2 separate regions of the Homo sapiens genome follow, and region 1 is linked to region 2. The links are chromatin loops, found by intact Hi-C in ENCODE. Cell type or tissue: PC-9. All regions are shown on one strand. Region 1 overlaps IL1RAP (interleukin 1 receptor accessory protein). Region 2 overlaps IL1RAP (interleukin 1 receptor accessory protein).

Region 1 (4,000 bases), 52 kb after region 2:
GGAAACTAAGTCACACACATATGCAAAACTAGCAAATCTCCTTGCTTCTGTTTGGCTGACCACTAAACTCTATTGTTTTGAATCAACTAACTTTCAAAACATAGCTTGATGGTTTCTGTAAGCGTTCATCACTGCTAAATAAACTGAATAGGCAGTGTACTTGAAAGCACATTGCACAAGCAGGCAGGAGACTTGAGTTCAAGTTTCAGTGTACCTCCAGAACAAAGGCCGCAGGGTTGATATGTCAAATGAGTAAACTGAATGTGATAGCATCTTTAAGCTTCCTCAGGACTACTATTCATGTTTCTAGTCAGCTCTTAGCAAATAGAACTTAGGCAAATACAGGAAATCCATATACCCTGCAATACACAGTACAGACTAAGATTCCTATATTTGGGACCTTTGTTGCTACCAAGGCTCTCTGAGACATATTTTAAACAGAGGACTCTCATTTTCCTAAGCCCCACACTTCACTTTGCTGGTTTTCTTTTTTTTTTTTTTTTTTTTTAATTCTCTTACACTTTATCTTCTTATCCGGATGACATCTAGAAAATTAGACAGGACCTCAGAAGTCACTAATGTTATTTGGAACACTATTTGGGAAGTAAAGGCCCAGGGAGGAGAGGTGACTTTCATGAGGTCAATAACTCACTAGTGGAAATGTGAGAAGATGGCTTTTGATTCCCAGTTCAGGCCTGTCTACCAACTCTGAAAACTATTAAGAAATATAACTGCCCCCTAAAAATAACATACCATTTGTATCCAGGAAAAAGAGTCATGTCTGAACAGGCAATGGTCCTATATCAAAAGAAGACAGCTACTCGGGCCCAGAAGCAATGATCAGGCTGCAAAAGGAGCTGAAGTTGCTGTTCTTTTCCCACGACTTTGTGAAGATTTATGGTGTACATGGGAAATCTCGGCCCAAGGTCCTATAGGCAGCACTGGATCGGATCTCTAAGGAGTCCCTACAGCTATGAAGTTCTTAACATCTTTATTTCCTGGGAAGAGCTGGACTGACCTGACTTAAAATATCTGGTGAGTTTCTGAAGCTTTTCTACAAGGAATGAAACTTCCTAGTTTGAAATATCCAAACATGATAGATTTGAGCAAAGCATACCGAGCTGTAACATTACATTAAAAAAAAAAAATGAAGTGGGCTGGAGATTATGGAAGTCTCTGTAAATCCTGAGGGGAAAGATCATCTTATTTAAATACTGTCCATTCTTAGTTGCAGCACCGATCGGTAGGACCCACTGCCAGTTTTTGTATCTTTCTTTTTATTCTTTCAAATCAAAGCTGTTAATCAGCTGCTGGAGACTTCCTAGCATTGCAACACTCTTTCCTTCAAGAACCAGAGAACTGTCTCAATCCTGACATTAAATCAAAGGATTATCATATTTGACTAGCAGAGCTTTCAGATGAGTAGTAAGCCAATTAAAAGAAAAGAAAAAATAGAAGAAAAAAAAAAAGGAGTTTTTCACTCCTGACCTCCTGGCCTGCAAGCAGCTTTCCTTTGAAACGGCAAGAAGAAACGGCTCTCAAAGATACTTTCTCATATGCTGCCAACCGCAAAGGGAGTATTTTTCAGGGGATGCTTGTCTGGCCTGACTCGGACTTGTTTCAGGGTGTGTCATCATTCCTGTAAGAGGTTTGGCCTGGGCAAGACTGCATTCATTAGGAATTATTTCAAAAATCCAGAGCTGGCAGCCAGTGGGAGGTTTTTCTACACGGATGTGCACCTCCCACGTGCTCTGGTCACAGACACGACTGGGCTGGTAAGAGGGCCTGACGGAACCGTGCCAGGCCCAGACACAAGTCTTCCATTCTGACACGGAGTGCTGCCAAGTGGGAAGGAACCACATCCTTCCTCATCCTAAGTCCCCTTCTTAAATCGAGTAGTTGTTCAGACAGGGGAAGCACAGGGGGGAGGGAGGAGGAGACATCACTAGTTGGTGTTAATTATAACAAGGGGAAACCTTTATTCCCAATATAAAGTTTCTAAGTGAATTCAAGACAGAATCTCAAGGCCGGAAAGGCCTTTAAATGTCATTTTGATTCAAACTCCTTTTTCCAATATTCAAATCTCCCTGTGACATCCTTGCCAACTAGATGTCTAGGCCCTCTTTTAATATCTCTAGTGATGGTGAACTCATTACTAATGTAGTTTTCATATGGCCCTAATTGTAATAAATGTCTCTTTATGTTGAGCTGGACCCAAATCCCTTGTCATGTCAACCTACTTATCCTGGATGAAGTCTTTCGAGCCATGTTGGGCCTACGGTTCCCTCTTTCACAGACACCTATGGGCATTCAATACAGCAGTTCCAGTATTTCAAAGCAGCATTTCCATAACGTCATGGAACTTACTTTCAAAACTAGGAGACTAGGGGTTTTTGAAAGTATTTGTTCCCTTACTCCCCTCTCCAACCCTCAAAGTGAGAAAAACATACTGAGGAAATGAGAATGTCATTAAAACAGAAGGAACTATCATCAATTGATTAAGGCATCTCCCATGCTGCCTGAGCCGAAAAAGGAAATTGAAAAAGGAGAAAAGGAAGCAAGAAGAGGCCAGAAACGCAAATGGGCTGGCTCAGTCCAAGCTGAGCTTCTAGGGAACTGTCAGACACATCAGAGTACTAACTAAACGCCTGTTATAAGATGTTCAGCTGTACGTGCAAGCAAACTGGATAGGGGCCATGGGATGCACGGCACGCCTCAGCACAGGGAGGCAAAGCACGGGGTTTCATCATGAGCTTTACAGCCATATAGACCTGGGTTCAGGTCCTTCTCCACAGCTGTACAAGCTACTTAACCACATTGACTCTCAATTTCCTTATTGGTGGACAGGGTCAGTAAAGCACCTCACATGGAATTAGACAAGATGATTATCCCAGCACTTTGGGAGGCCGAGGCGGGCAGATCACGAGGTCAGGAGATCGAGAACATCCTGGCTAACACGGTGAAACCCCGTCTCTACTAAAAATACAAAAAATTAGCAGGGCGTGGTGGCGGGCACCTGTAGTCCCAGCTACTCGGGAGGCTGAGGCAGGAGAATGGCGTGAACCCAGGAGGCGAAGCTTGCAGTGAGCCGAGATGGTGCCACTGCACTCCAGCCTGGGCGACAGAGCAAGGCTCCATCTCAAAAAAAAAAAAAAAAAAAGAAAGATGATTATATGAGGTAATTTTGTAAAGCACCTGGCACACAGTAAGCACTTCAACTTGTTAGCTATTATCCTTTTTTCCCCTCATTACTAGAAGACTTGCCTTTGACTCTCTCAAACTAGAGCAATTAGGCCAAAACTCATGTGTGAGAACCAAGACAAGAGAAGCAGCATGATACCAGAAAGTGCACTATGCCAGAACTAGAAAGCCAGTTACAGGTAGGTTTGGCTGACTTTATAAACACAACATATTCCTCTGAGGCCTTTCTGCAAAGCCAGAGGTTTAGCCTCTTTGGCCCCAGCAATCTAGTATTCTTTGAGAACGATTACACGTATTCCATTTAATGGCTGCTGCGAAAGCTTGATTTCTATATGCCTCCTCCTGTTCCCCTAAGTCCATGTCTCAATATCATTAACTACAAAAACCCTAGATTCCCCACAGCAAGAAGCTGGGGTAGTCACCCGATTTCATGTGCCCTAGGGATCTCTTTAGGGGTGCAAAACCCTGCAAGGGTGCATTGAATGGAGGATATATTACGGTTTCTTAATTCACTTGCTGCTGGCTGTTGAAGTCTTAGGTGATACAGCACTGACTGTAAGTGTGTGTTTTACATAAGTCAAGACAAGTGAGTAAGTTCAGCTGTGTCTTGACAAGTAGGAAGCCAAGAGATATGGTTGGTTTTTAAACATTCAGGAGTATGTGCCGGGAAGTGCTGACAGGGAAGACTTATGGAATGCCCTAATTCAAAGATGTGTAGATTTCCTGAGGGTGTTAAGGTATCCACTCAGGTATGCTTTTGTAAAGAACCCTTTCCTCTTTACCCTGTGTTTGGTGTCCT
Region 2 (4,000 bases):
CAGAGTCAGTCCTCTATCCACTGACCTCAGGTTCTCAGGTCTTACTCAGCCCCTTGGTTTTTATTTTGGAGATTTTACATATAATTTCTTCCCTCAAACACTCCGCCCAATTTGATTCTTCATGTTGACAAACATCTCAAACCATGTTTTCTTTTCCTTCTGTGCTACAGCAAACTCGCTACTGATCCTTTCTTTGAATATAGGAATTCATCTTCAGACAGATCACTTTAAACTTCCTCATAGCTAAATATAGTTCCTGAGATACATCTTGTAGTATACCCTATGGAGAACAAAGACATAGGGTCAGAAGACCTGGTTTCTTGTCCTAATTCTGCCAGTGTGACCACCATTATAAAACTGCCACCACCATAGGAACTACCAGTACCATTCACTTAATTGTGAGTGTTTTCTATACGCCAGGTATTAAGTGTTTTACATTTATTATCATTTTCACTCTTCATAATGCCTCTTTCAGATAGCTTTATTATGGCCCTCATTTAACAAATGACGAGCATGAAGCATAGATAAGTTAAAAGATACCCACACAATTACACAGCAAGTCAGTAGGAGACGGGGATTCTAACGCAGATCTGTCACTCTCTAGAGTCTGAAATTTAATGCTGACTGTGACCAAGTCACTTTCCTGCTTTGGGATTCAGTTTTATCACGTATAAGAAGGTAAAACCAGATGATCTGTAACCCTGTCCATCTCTATAATATGATGGGTTTATAATCCATGCTAACTTCAAGAGTATTTTCTAGCCTGACTCTGAAAAATATAAATCAAGCCAGTTTTTCAGAGAAAAGAACGGAAGTGGGTGGGCACTCATTAATAGAAAGTAGAACAAAGTGAGTAAGCAAGTGAGACTCTTTCATGAAAAACATGACATCCTTGATTAGCACCTCCCAGCATCGGAAGGCACATATCACAGCCAAGAGGCAGCGGGGTAGATCACATCTGTCTAAATTAGAGAGTGTCACTATATAGTCCTGTTTCCAGTGGAGACTCCGAAGCTACCTTCATGCTTAACTTTCCCTCACAACACCCACTTTTAAAAAGCAGAGGAGTCAGAAATGTCAAGCTGTCCTCGAAGGCAGCTCCCTGGGGCATTAGCTGCCTCTGTCTTATTAAGTATAGTCAGGCATGACTCAGCTCCTCCATCAACTGTCTGGGAAGGAGAACATTTCATGCTGGTAGAAAATCACCTTAAGCAGAACAATGGAAGGCATTTAAGGTAGACAATTAGAGTCAGGTTGCTTATTGCTCAAAATCAAATCACCCTTTTCCTATTCTAGATAGGAGGGCATAATCACGGCCAATAGGGAAACAGGGCTGTCTTTGCTTAGAACACATCAGAGCCCCCTGTCACCTCCAGTTACAACTATCAGCCACTGAGACACCTCTTCTGTCTGGGTCACAAAGCAAGGTGAACTGTGGCTTATGGCATGTCCTTCAATCAATAAACCCTCAGTGAAAACTTACCACATGCAACAGTTTATGTTAGGCTCCAACGAGGGATAAAGATACAAGGAAGATATAGACTGTGCTCTCAAAGATCTCACTGTCAAGACTGGGTGGAGAGTCAGGCAAACAACCACAACACAAAGCAAAATGAAGCAAATGCTAAAAGGAAAAAATAAAGATGCAACGTGTCATAGGAGGGCAGAAGGCACTTTTAATTCGGACTTCAAGATGGGTGACACTCATCGGTGCCTTCACAGAAGAGATGGCATCTGATTTAAGTCTGGAAAAAATGCATAGAATGTGCACTGACTCCTCCTCCAAGGGGAGGAGTCCAGGCTGATGTGAGCCATGATGAGTTAGTCCATGAGTCAGCCGGGGTTAGATCACAGGGTGTGGGATGATTTCACAAAGCATGAGAATGGTAAAGGGTCAATGAGACTAGGGTCAATCAGGGTAAGAACAAACTTTATCCTTGTAGCAACTGAGAGTCACTAATGGTACTTAATGAATAAAGTGACTTTTTTTTCTTTTTTTCTTTTTTTTTGGAGTTGGAGTCTCACTCTGTCACCCAGGCTGGAGTGCAGTGATGCAATCTTGGCTCACTGCAACCTCAGCCTCCCGGGTTCAAGCAATTCTCCTACCTCACCCTCCCAAGTAGCTGGGACTGCAGGCACACACCACCATGCCCGGCTAATTTTTTGTATTTTAGTAGAGACAGGGTTTCACCCTGTTGCCCAGGCTGGTCTCAAACTCCTGAGGTCAGGCAATCCACCCGCCTCGGCCTCCCAAAGTGTTAGGATTGCAGGCGTGAGCCACCATGCCCAGCCTAAAGTGACACATGTTAATGATTAGTATGAGCAGAAGCAAAAGATAGGCTGGGCAGTATACTTGTGCCCTGAAGCTGTCTGATGGGTCACACACACATGCAACTCCACATGTGTCAAGCATGGAATTTCTTTACCCATTTGTTATTAAACGAAGTCAAATGGGACAATTACAGCAAACGGGCTGAGGGGGTGGGGAGATGCAGTGAGGCTAATGGCTTCTGATGTGGTCCTTTTGCTTGACAATGGTTAGAGTGGGCACTGTGACTGATCAAGTTGAGAAAGACTGCATTGCCTGGCACGGCCCCTTTTTCATCCCCTAATGCCCATCATCATCAAAGATAATACATGAGGCTGTAAAGAGGGAAGCCACTTTGTTACAGTTTGTAGGATGTAATCATCCACAGTCTTTATTGTTTCTCTCTTCGGGGCCTCAAAGTATTTTAGTAACCAGAAACCTCAATGAGTGACAACACTCTGCAGTATAGCACACCATCTATACATCCCTATGGCACTCGGGACATTATTTCGTGGGTTATAAATATTTGGATACCTGAATTCTCTTTCCAGCTACTCAAAAGCTCCTTGTTAACAGGGCAATGGTCATTTTCATCTTCCTAGATCCCCACTGTGTCTGAAAAAACCTAGAAGTTCTATAAACATACTGAGTAGACCTAAGAGACTATAGGAGATCCAGTGATGGGCCTGGGAGCAAGATTTTTAAAATAACAAGAAAATTAAAGGTTAGCAAAGACAAGCCACAAATCAGCTATTCAATGAAGAACTCATTTTCAGAATATATAGAGAACTCTCAAAAGTCAAAGAAAAATATCAGGAACTTAATTAAAAAGGGACAAAATATTTTAACAGACACTTCACCAAAGGAGATATACATATGACAAAATGGTCCAAATTATTAGTCATTATATAAATGTAAATTAAAAATCACACAAGATACTACTGTAAAACTATTAGAATGGTTAGCATTTTAAAAAATGGAAAATAGCAAGTGTTCATGAAATGTGCAGCAGCTGGACTCTCATTCATTGAAGACGGGAATACAGAATTGAGTATAGCTACTTTGGAAAAGAGTTTGGCAGCCTCTTATTAGGTTAAACATACCTAATGACCTTACCATATGACCTAGCAATATCAGTCCTAGGTAACAAAAACTTGTGTTGAGACAAAGCCTGTATATAGACGTTTACAGCAGCCTTAATCATAATAGCCAAAAACTTGAAGCAATCACATATCCTACAACTAATGAATGAATAAACAACAGTGGTATATCCATACAATGGAATGTTACTTGGTAACAAGGAATGGACTTCTCAAACATATGATAATATGGATGTACCTCAAATGTGTTATGCTAAGTGAAGGAAGCCAGACCAGTACAATTCTATCTATCTGATATTCTGGAAAAGGCAGAATTATAGGAGCAGAAAACGATCAGTGGTTGCTAGTGACTGGGTGTGGGGGGACGGCACAGTGGCAGCATGAGAGAAATTTGGGAGGATAATGGGACTTTCTGTACCTAAACTGTGGTGGTTTTTACATGGTTGTATGCATTTGTCAAAATTCACAGACTTCTTACACCAAAAAACTCAATTTGACCATATGTAAATAAGAGTGAATAAAAATAAAAATAAATTTTAAAAGGTTAAGTTCCTGCCTCTTGTTTAGAGACTTGGCTTTACTTGTAACAACC

Evidence for each region. Peaks named below come from ENCODE experiments on the same cell type or tissue, not always from the same donor. Only the 100,000 strongest peaks of a DNase experiment are listed, where the experiment ranks them.
Region 1: it touches region 2 in a loop (8-fold over the local background); 5 of 110 quality-filtered maps call a loop at or near these places.

Annotation. Positions count from the first base shown.
Region 1 is chr3:190,531,422-190,535,421 of GRCh38, reverse strand. The region is part of intron 1 of IL1RAP (interleukin 1 receptor accessory protein); the gene reads right to left. Among named protein-coding and RNA genes, the nearest start is that of IL1RAP, 19 kb to the right of the region's middle. In PC-9, no CTCF peak of the experiment used is centred here; no DNase peak of the experiment used is centred here.
Region 2 is chr3:190,583,822-190,587,821 of GRCh38, reverse strand. All of the region lies in intron 3 of IL1RAP (interleukin 1 receptor accessory protein), which reads right to left. Among named protein-coding and RNA genes, the nearest start is that of IL1RAP, 72 kb to the right of the region's middle. RefSeq lists enhancers at 1,815-2,348, 2,349-2,882. In PC-9, no CTCF peak of the experiment used is centred here; DNase peaks (open chromatin) are centred at 1,151 and 1,811; H3K27ac peaks cover 1,585 bases.